Linked DNA regions of Homo sapiens: region 1 is linked to region 2. A link is a loop called in an ENCODE intact Hi-C map of the cell type or tissue named here. Cell type or tissue: heart right ventricle. All regions are shown on one strand. Each heading gives the region's core, and the rest is flanking DNA. Links, peaks and the distances in the headings are about the cores only.

Region 1 (5,385 bases), core at 145-5,144, 69 kb before region 2:
CACCCTGCCTGTCTAATATATATATATATATATATATATACACGTATATATACGAATATATATTCGTATATATATATATATATACACGTATATACGAATATATATGTATATATACACGTATATACGAATATATATGTATATATACACATATATATACACGTGTGTATATATACATGTATATATACGCGTGTATATATATGTGTATATATATACGCGTGTATATATATATGTATATATATACGCGTGTATATATATATAAGTGTGTATATATACGTGTATATATATGTGTGTGTGTGTATATATATATATACACCTATATATATATATATATATATATACACACGTATATATAGTGTGTGTGTGTGAGTTTGGGAGTGTGTTACAAGCTAAGAATCCTACCTGAGAACTAAAATTGTGAGTCTACATCTTTTCTGGAATTATTGAAAGTGACCATGGTCTTATTTTGCCAGTTCATCAAGGTTTAAAATATATGACTAATGACAAACTTTATAAATCCTTTTGAGAATCTACCTGTTAAATTACACCAATGTCTGTCTCCCTCTTCAATTATTTGGGCATATAAAGAGGACCTAAGATATATACATGAAAGCTCACCAAGTTTTTGGGAGAAACAACATAAATTATGGCTTTTTCCCTTAGCACATGACAATAAAGCCAACTTCTTCAAGGAAATATTGCAAACATAAAGGTGTAATTATATTTGTTATAGACAACCTCAAAGTGATGCTCATAATGCTCTTAGTCATTTTCATGTTTCTGCATGGGGTCAGCATCTTAGAGAGTCTGTGCTTAAAGGAGTCATCGGAATGGCACTTAGCACTGACAGCACAGCCATCAGATGAGTGTTTGAATACACCGAATGACTCCAGGAGCTCCGATGGAAGAGGCAGGACAAGTACATTAAGAATACTTGATAAAGAGCAAATAACACCAGAAACCCAAGTCACCCTTGATGATTCTCTTTTTCTCAAGTTCCACATCCATATCCTAGTGGCTGCACTTTAAAATATGTATATATAAAATAGCCAACCATTTCTCATGCCCTCCACTGCTACTGCCCTGGTCCAAGCTACCATCATCATTGCCCAGGTCATTGCATTAACTTCAACAGTTCACTCTGCTTCAAACTTTGCCCTTCTACAGGTTATTCTCCACACAGCCCGACTGATATTTTAAAAATACAAGTCAGAGTATGCTACTCCTCTGCTCAAAATTCTCCAGTGGCCAAATTCCTCATCACAGCCCACAAAATCCTACATGCTCTGGACTCCACATGTTTCTCTGACCTCACCTCTTCTCCTTTCAACCTTTCCTCATTCCATTCCAAATACTGGCCTCTAGGCGCACTCCTAGCTCAGAGTCGTTGTACTAGCTGCTCCCTCTGCTTTCACTAGTCAGCCACCAAATATTCATTTGGTGTGCTGCTTTACTTCTTTAGGTCTTCTTTTCAGGAAGGCCTTCCCTCATCATTACATCTAAAATAAAATACCCCATCACTCTCTCTTCCCTGTATCCTGCTTTTTCTCCACAGCATTTGTTACAACCTAGGAATTACACATTTGTTAATTTGTTTAGTGCATCTACCCTCCCTACCCCAAACAGTCTGTGAAGTCAGGAAAGGGACATTATCTGTTGCAATCACTGCTGTATTCCCAGCATGCATAGCAGAGTTTGGTATAAAATAAATTTAATGAGTAAATGAAATGGGTATACTATTATGGCAGGCACATTATAACCTCTCACCATTTATTTTAGTTGTTCCATTTATCAGTTAGTATATAACAATCTACTTGAAAATATAGAGGCTTAAAATAATAACACTTATTTATTTATTTTGAGATAGGGTCTCACTCTGTCACCCAGGCTGTAGTGTAATGGTGCTATCGGAGCTCACCGCAGCATTGATCTCCTGGGCTCAAGGGATCCTCCCACCTCAGCCTCCAGAGTAGTTGGGACTACAGATGCATGCCCCCATGCCCAGCTAATTTTTTATTTTTTGTAGAGATGGAATCTTGCTATGTCGCCCAGGCTGGTCTCAAACTCCTGGACTCAAGCAATCCTCCCACCTCCCAAAGTGTTGGGATTACAAAGTGTAAGCCATTGCATCTGGCCTTTTAAATTTTTTTGTAGAGACAGGATCTTGCTATGTTGCCCAGGCTGGTCCCGAACTCCTGGGCTCAAGTTCTCCTTCTGTCTTGGCCTCCCAAAGTGTTGGGATTACAGACGTGAGCCACTGAGCCTGGCCTTCTAGTTTTTTTTTTTTTTTTTTTTTTAGACAGGGTCTCACTCTGTTGCGCAGGCTGGAGAGCAGTGGTGCGATTTCAGCTCACTGCAATCTTTTCCTCCAGGATTCAAGCGATTCTCCTGCCTCTGCCTCCCAAGTAGCTGGGATTACAGGCACATGCCATCACGTGAACCCAGCTAATTTTTGTGGGTTTTTTCTTTCTTTTCTTTTTTTTTTTTCTGAGACAGAGTCTTGCTCTGTCACCCAGGCTGGAGTGCGATGGCACAATCTCAGCTTACTGCAACCTCTGCCTCCCAGGTTCAAGCGATTCTCCTGCCTCAGCCTCCCAAGTAGCTGGGACTACAGGCGCACACCAGAACGCCTAGCTACTTTTTGTATTTTTAGTAGAGACAGAGTTTCGCCATTTTGGCCAGGCTGGTCTCGAACTCCTGACCTCAAGTGTTCCCCCCACCTCGGCCTCCCAAAGTGCTGGGATTACAGGCATGAGCCACTGCTCCCAGCTTAGTTTTTGTGTATTTTTATTAGAGACGGGGTTTCGCCATGTTGGCCAGGGTGGTCTCGAACTCCTGACCTCAGGTAATATGATGTCCTTGGGCTCCTAAGGTGCTGGGATTACAGGCATGAGCCACCAGGCCTGGCCTCTAGTTTTATTTGAGGTGTTTTGTTGTTGTTTTGTTTTGTTTTGACAAATAGAGATTTGCAGTGGATTAGGGGTAATTTGGTCTTGCTTGCAGTGCTTCTACTCACCAGAAGGAGGAGTGTGGCCAGCAAGCTGCCAGAAGATGAAGCTGTATTTCTAGGGGCAGAAAGAAAATTGGGAAATGAACAAATGACCTACTTCTTTCCATCTAAGTATACCTGAAGAAGGGTGCAGCTACTGGCTACTGGCCTAAAATTTGGGAAGGGAAGGAGGATATTGGTGAAAGCCTGGGAGAAGCTTGCCAAGATTCATCTGTTTCCAGTAACAGAGGGGCAGGAGCAGGTGAGTTTGAGTTTGTGTGTTTGTGGGTGTTTGGGGCAATGCCTCAGAGAGAGAAGGCGGCTAATGACAGGGTCATTAGATGTCAGTAAGTGACTTTGCAATTCAAAGTGTTGCTATCCTAAAACCAGGAAGTAAGCACAGGACCTCATGGATTGTACACAGGTCATATTCATGTGCACTTCTGAGTTTGGTCCAAAAATATGGTATAACCTGTATGTGTTCCACAACTGTCTTTTGCATTTTGTCCTCTATAATACATAAATGGCCATTCTTCCTTCAGCTATGAAATTGATTTTACCTCCTAGACCCACTACCTCCTAATTCTTGCCCCTCTCTTTAACCCATGAATCCTTGCTGCCAGTCTTTGGTTGAGACAAAGACCAGCCTTGGGTGGGGACTCCTTTTTTCAAGAATGTCTGAGGCTATCAGTAGTAGTGAATTTATATATTCTCAATACCAAAAGGGGCTGAAACAATTCTTGGATGGCTTCAAGTTTGAAACCAACAAGTCAGAAAGACTCCAGACCATTTCAGCCCCCAGGGCCATGGGTAGCACCAAAGGAGAGAATGGGCTTTAGTATCCCTACAGTCTTCATTAGCACCCCCATCATTGATACAGACGATTAGTATTTTCTCAATTTTTATAAAGTGCTATGTACATGCACCTTCAAGACCTGTTCTCTCACCCTACCTCTCCACCTAGAAAGCTGCTGTATGCTCCTGCTGTGTAAAAATCCTAAAGCTGTCCCTGGTTGGTCATCTGCAACGACCCATAACACTTGGCTTCCTGGAGTAGGTGCAATTGAGATTCTTTGAACTTTGCCCAATTTTAAGTGTAACACAACCAGTGTAGTTGCAGTATTTACATTGGAAAAACAGGTTCTGATCAGCATTAGTATGGGCAAAGTGGATATAGTTTTAACTTACTTACTAAACTAGAATGTTTGCCTTTAGATCACCATGTGTACTTTCTTTGGTCATTTATTGCTGAAGTAATCATTAAACCTTGGTGTTGTCCCCATCATAGATTAAGTAAAGGCCCAGGCAAGAAAATCTCTAGATGATTTTTTCCTTTAAAACCCACCCAATTTAGAATAATTTTTCATTCACCAATAATTTTTCATTCACCAAAAGTAGAAACTTAACATGACTTCCTAGATGAGACTTTTTAAATTTTACTGTCACCATTATTTACACACTTGTTGAAGAATATAGAATAAGTCCTCTTTTCCAGAATAAAATAAGCTTTTTTTTTTCTATAATAGAATAGCTATATTTTTTCTTTTTTCTACTAGAATCCTCTGCTGGAGGAAATACTTGGATAAGGTGCTGCTGTGGAGGGTGAGGCCTCAAGGACTTGCTGAAGCATCAGGCTTGAAAAACTGCTATGCAGACAGCCAGGCGAAGAATTTGCTTTGCACACCTGTAATCCTAGCATTTTGGGAGCTGAAGTAGGAGGATTACACAGCTGCACTCCAGCCTAGGCGACAGAGTGAGATCTCATCTCTCTAAAAAACAAACAAACAAACCAGGTCAACATAGCAAGACCCTGTCTCCATCAGGGGCAGAGCCAGGGGAAGAATTTGCTTTGCTTCTGAAAGGAAGTCATATGAATGAGACGGGGGAAAGGAAAGAGAGGAGAGTGAAGCCACCGTGATGGCTTTCTATGAATTGACTCTTCTCCATGATCCCACTATCTTCAGTGAAGTCTACTAAAATCCGTAAAATGTTGGTGGAAATGAATTTCCTTTGAAAAGTCATGTGGGGCTAAATTCTGGGCTGGCATGAATGAAAGAGGAACAAAAACAGCACGCCCCAAAATATGAGCTGAAGGCAGAAATGATCATGAAATTATAAGTCACTGGGAATTAGCAGGAATCCTGGTTAGGACATTGGATTTTACAGACCTCAGAAACTGAAAGATTGAGTGGAATTTAACTGCTTTTCTGAGGGGAAAGAGCTTCCCTAGTTGACATCTGAAATAATTCTCAAAGGGAATTATTTTGGGAAGGTGAAGCACTGCCTAACACAAATCTTCAGGCCTGAAAATTCACGTCGCAAGGAAGGGTAACTAGTTTCTAACTTTATTATTTGGAAATTTAAAATCCATATAATAAGAATTGGTAGCCAGGCACAGT
Region 2 (5,385 bases), core at 183-5,182:
TAAGGAGAAGATAGAGAAGTTCCCAGAGGTAAAGGAAAAATGGGTTAGTTAATAAAATTAGAGTAGTTACAGGCTCTTCAACAAGAATACTGGAAGCAAAAGACAATAGAGGGCAATATCTTAAGTATAAGGGAAAATTATTATTTTTTTAAGACAGGGTGTCTCTCTGTCGCCCAGGCTTGAGTGCAGTGGCGTGATCTTGGCTCACTGCTACCTCCGCCCCCTGGGTTCAAGCAACTCTCCTGCCTCAGCCTCCCAAGTAGTTGTAATTATTATAGGCGTGCACCACCATGCCCGGCTAATTTTTTGTGTTTTTAGTAGAGATGGGGTTTCACCATGTTGCCTAGGCTGGTTTCGAACTCCTGAGCCAGATGATCCACCCACCTTGGCTTCCCAAAGTGCTGAGATTACAGACGGGAGCCACTGTGCCCGGTTGGGAAAATTATTTGTAATCTAAGAGTTTATAGTGCAGTCATTTTCAAGTGTAACAGTAGAAAAAGCATTTTCACATATGCAGTGTCTCAAACTCACCTCTCATGCAACCCCTTTCAGGAAGGTAGTAGAGGAGGTACTCCACCAAAATAAGAGTGTTTTGAGCAAAGGGAAGACATAGTGTTTAGGAAACAAATGATCCAACCCAAGTGAGGTGAAAGGAATACCTGGGATCACAGTTGTGTACCAGGTGTAGAGCAACTAGTCCAGAATGGAGCAAGTCAGAAGGTTGCAGAAAGGACTTGTACAAAAATATAAGATTGATAGCACATGTGATATGCTCGAATATGTTGAGGAGATTTATATAATTGGATGAATTGGGGGTGAATTTATAAGTACAAATAAAGCTAAACAATTAGACATTTATTAACTCCAGGGAAAGTAAAAAATTGGTCCAAGAAAGTAAAAGTAATCACAGTATACCTCATAGAACAACTGTGACTAAAGTTACATAGTCATGTTAATGCATACACTGAATATTGGTGTAACCAAAAATATGTTTTTTATTTATTTTTATTTTTTTTGAGAGGGAGTCTTGTTCTGTCGCTCAGGCTACAGTGCAGTGGTGCGATCTTGGCTCATTGCCAGCTCTGCCTCCCGGGTTCATGCCATTCTCCTGCCTCAGCCTCCTGAGTAGCTGGGACTACAGGTGCCCGCCACCATGCCTGGCTAATTTTTTGTATTTTTAGTAGAAACGGGGTTTTACCGTGTTAGCCAGGATGGTCTCGATCTCCTGACCTCATGATCCGCCCGCCTCGGCCTCCCAAAGTGCTGGGATTACAGGCGTGAGCCACCGCACCCGGCCCAAAAATATGTTTTAATTACATAGGGATAATGGAATGTATGAAGTGTTTGTATGTTATGGTGGGCAAGGTTGATGATATGGATGATGGGGAAAGAACTAATTGACCTTTTTCACAGGAAGAAGTCAACAGATAAAATATTACTTTTTTTTTTCTGGTCATAACCTCATGTAAGTGGTAAAAATTAAAAGTAAGGGGAAAAAGGCAACGGGGTAGACATTTATTATAGCCAAAGGAGGGTCAGGAATTCTACTTCTGGATCTGGGGATGATAGGAAAGTTCAAAAATTATTTGCAAAATTTTGTTCATATGTGCATGAATTTCTCAAAGGAGTTTGTGACCCCTAAAATGTCTAAAGAGTATAGTGTAGTGTGATGATTGTGGTGTTTTTCAGCGTGTTCGTGAAAGTGTTAGTTTTAGTTTTGATTCTTGATTTATTTTTATGTTTTCATGTATTCATTATCTTGTTATATGAAAGATGACTTAGTTTGGTAAAGCAAATACCATTTTTTATTTGGTTTTGTATTAAAATAAACCTCTTAAGTATTGATTTGTATCTGTGCTGCCTTCTGAGTTAATGTCTTCGGCTCTTCTAGTTCATTGATTTTCTGTTTATGTCTGTTTAATTCTCTATCCCTCTGTCTTCCCCACATCTCACCTCCCTTTTTTTCCTATTTCATTTATTAAATTTTTTATTTCTATAAGTTCCACTTGGATACTTCAAAAATTTGCATGATCTTTGTTTGTATCCTATTCCTTGCTCATTTAAAAAATTCTTTTATTGCTTTAAGCATTTTAAAAGTAGTTATATATTCTGTATTTGATAATTCCAATAGTTGAAGTGCTTGTGGGTCTAATTCTATGCTCAGCTGTCATTTATTGAGTTTTGTCTCTTGTGTGAGTTATATTTTTGAGTGGTGAGCTTATTTTCATCTGTGTCAACTTTGGTGGCTTGATTGAGCATTTTAAGAGACTTAGAGAGCAGTTATGTGAACATGAATTAGTATGGATATTTGGAAATCTGAGGCTGTGGGCCCCCTTTTAGCAGGATGTAGATTATGTGTGATAAGGTTGGATCTACATTTTAGTGACTCTTCGAATGCTTGGCAAAGTACATTATTTTATAACACTTTCTGTGCTCTAAATGGGGAGGGAGTTTTTCCTTGTCTGAAGTTAGCATGATTTGGCTAATTAAGTGAATACTCATATTCAGTAGTTAGTACTCTCCTGCTTAACTAGGTGTATATATTTATTTACATATATTTATAGATACTATATATATATGTAGAAATTACCCTTTATTCCACAGAGACATTTATTGAGCATCTGGTTTATGATAGACAAGGTCTTTGATACTGGGGATATAGAGGTATTCAAGGCAGTCTCTCCTGTTGGAAAATTAAATAGTAGATGAAACTGAACTTTGTATATATTATTAAAGATGTGCTAGAGTATCCATATTAAAAGCTTCTGAATGCCCAGGCTTATATGTTCATATTGTAGAATGGTTGCCTTTTAAGAAGTTAAAAATTAGGAGCTCCAGCTGAAGGAGGAGGTTAAGTAAGGAGAGCTCTATACCATGGCTGGTACAAAGCTAACTGCCAGCAGATGCACCAGTGGTAAAACACCCAGGAAGCAACTGGCTACAAAAGCTGCTTGCAAGAGTGTGCCCTCTACTGGAGGAGTGAAGAAGCCTTATCATCATGACTATAATACAATTTATTTGTCCTATCTCCTATCTATTTGGCTATTAAGAATAAAGTAGCTATGAAGGTTTTCTTTTTCTTTTTTTTTTTTTTTTTTTGAGACAGAGTTTCGCTCTTGTTGCCCAGGCTAGAGTGCAATGGCACGATCTCGGCTCACCGCAACCTCTGCCTCCCAGGTTCAAGTGATTCTCCTGCCTCAGCCTCCCAAGTAGCTGGGATTACACATATACGCCACCACGCCCAGCTAATTTTTGTATTTTTAGTAGAGATGGGGTTTCTTCTGTTGGTCAGGCTGGTGTCAAACTCCCGACCTCAGGTGATCTGCCCGCATCGGCCTCCCAGAGTGCTGGGATTACAACCATGAGCCACCGTGACTGGCCAATATGTATTTATATTTTCTTAGTGTACTTGTACCTACTCATAGCACACTATAGACAAGTGAAAAGATGTTTTTTTCTCAATTATTTGAAGCCTCTGTCTCCCCAAAATAAAAATAAGTCTGGTATGCTGTCTTTACTGATACTCTATACTTTTAGTTTCTTGGTTTTATTTCAAGCACTGTTAAATATTTTAATTTTGTTTTGTGGGATAATGTGATATTGTTCCAGTTACTGTAGCGGTGTAACAAACCACCATGAAACTTAATGGCTTCAAATAATCATTTTAGTATGTGCTTAGATTCTGTGGGTCAGGAATTTAGACAGAGGATTATGAAGAGGACTTGTCTCTGCTTCACGTCTTTGGTCTCAGCTGGGAAGACTTAGAGTCTGGGGCTGACTCTTCACTTAGGGCCTAGAATCAGTTGGGGGTATGTTCACATTTGTGCCTGGTGGTTGAGGCTGGAACCTCAGCTGGACTGTTAGTGAGAATGCCTGTACTCTCCATGTGGTCTCTGCGTGGGCTAGTTTGGGCTTCTTGAAAGCATGGTAGCCAGATTCCAAGAGTTAAGCTCAGTAATAACTTTTGGTACCCACTTTTGGTTGAAGCAGTCAGCGAGCTTTGCTTGGGCTCAAGGGGAGGGGATGTGGACTTCACCACTCTATGGGAAGATGTGAGATAGGAAATGTGGCCGTGTTACAGATTGGATTGTGTCCTTCAAAAAGATATGTTGAAGTCCAGCTATCACAGTACCCTTGTACCTCAGAATGTGACTTTATTTGGAAACAGGGTTGTTGTAAATGTAATTAGGGAAGATACAGTCACTGGAGGGGAGAATGTCATGTGATCATGGAGGCTGAGATCCAAGTGCTTGAAGTGCTGCAACTGCAAACCAAGAAATGCTGGTCATTACTGGCAAACCACCCAAAGCTAGGAAGAGGCAAGGGAAGATTCTCCCTACAAGTTTTAGAGGGAGAATGACCCTGCTGACAACTTGGTTTTGGACTTCTAGCCTCCAGAACTGTGAGACAATACATTTCTGGGTGGTTTTTTTTTTTGTTTTTTTTTTTGGTGAGATGGAGTCTGGCTCTGTCACCCAGGCTGGAGTGCAGTGGCGTGATCTCAGCTCACTGCAACCTCCGCCTTCCGGGTTCAAACAATTCTCCTGTCTCAGCCTCTCAAGTAGCTGGGACTACAGGCACCCAACATCACTCCCGGCTAATTTTTGTATTTTTGGTAGAGACGGAGTTTTGTCATATTGGCCAGGCTAGTCTCAAACTCCTGATCTCAAGTGATCCACCTACCTCGGCCTCCCACAGTGCTGGGATTACAGGCATGAGCCACCACACCCGGCTTATTTCTGTTGTTTTAAGCCACCCAGTTTGTGGTACTTTGTAACAGCAGTACTAGGAAACTAAGATAACAATTAGTTTTCTTGCTGCATCTGCAGGGGATTGGTTCCAAGATCACTGCCCTCATACTACCATGGATGCTTAAATCCCATATATAAAATAGTGCAGTATTTGTATATAATATACACACATCTTCCTGTATACTTTAAAATCATTTCTAGATTACTTATGATACCTAATACAATGTAAATGCTGTGTAAGTAGTTGTTATACAGTACTGTTTTAAAAAAAATCTGTATTATTTTTAATTGTATTATTATATTTTGAATATTTGTGATGCATGGTTGGTTCAGAACCTGCGGATGTGGAACCTGTGGACTATATAGGCCATCTTTGGGAAATACAGACTTTTACAAATGTGTCATAAAAATTATTCTATAGCTTTTCCCCCGTTACTTGTATTGGGTAACAATATATAATAATATATGGTTGTTTTGCTCACTTATACTTCTTTTTTAAAAAAACTTTTTTTTTTTTTTTGAACCAGAGTCTTGCTCTGTTGCCCAGGCTGGAGAGCAGTGGTATGATCACAGTTCACTGCAGCCTTGACCTCAGGCTCAAGTGATCCTCCCGCCTTAGCATCCCAAGTAGCTG

Evidence for each region. Hi-C counts contacts between places; a loop is a spot of excess contacts. Peaks named below come from ENCODE experiments on the same cell type or tissue, not always from the same donor. Only the 100,000 strongest peaks of a DNase experiment are listed, where the experiment ranks them.
Region 1: it touches region 2 in a loop (7-fold over the local background); 71 of 110 quality-filtered maps call a loop at or near these places.

Annotation. Positions count from the first base shown.
Region 1 is chr1:92,816,182-92,821,566 of GRCh38, reverse strand. No RefSeq gene overlaps it. Among named protein-coding and RNA genes, the nearest start is that of RPL5, 13 kb to the left of the region's middle. In heart right ventricle, for the core only: a CTCF peak has its summit at 3,017; no DNase peak of the experiment used is centred there.
Region 2 is chr1:92,746,781-92,752,165 of GRCh38, reverse strand. All of the region lies in intron 1 of EVI5 (ecotropic viral integration site 5), which reads left to right. It also overlaps the pseudogene H3P3. Among named protein-coding and RNA genes, the nearest start is that of EVI5, 36 kb to the left of the region's middle. In heart right ventricle, for the core only: a CTCF peak has its summit at 2,967 (motif pointing left); no DNase peak of the experiment used is centred there; H3K27ac peaks cover 459 bases.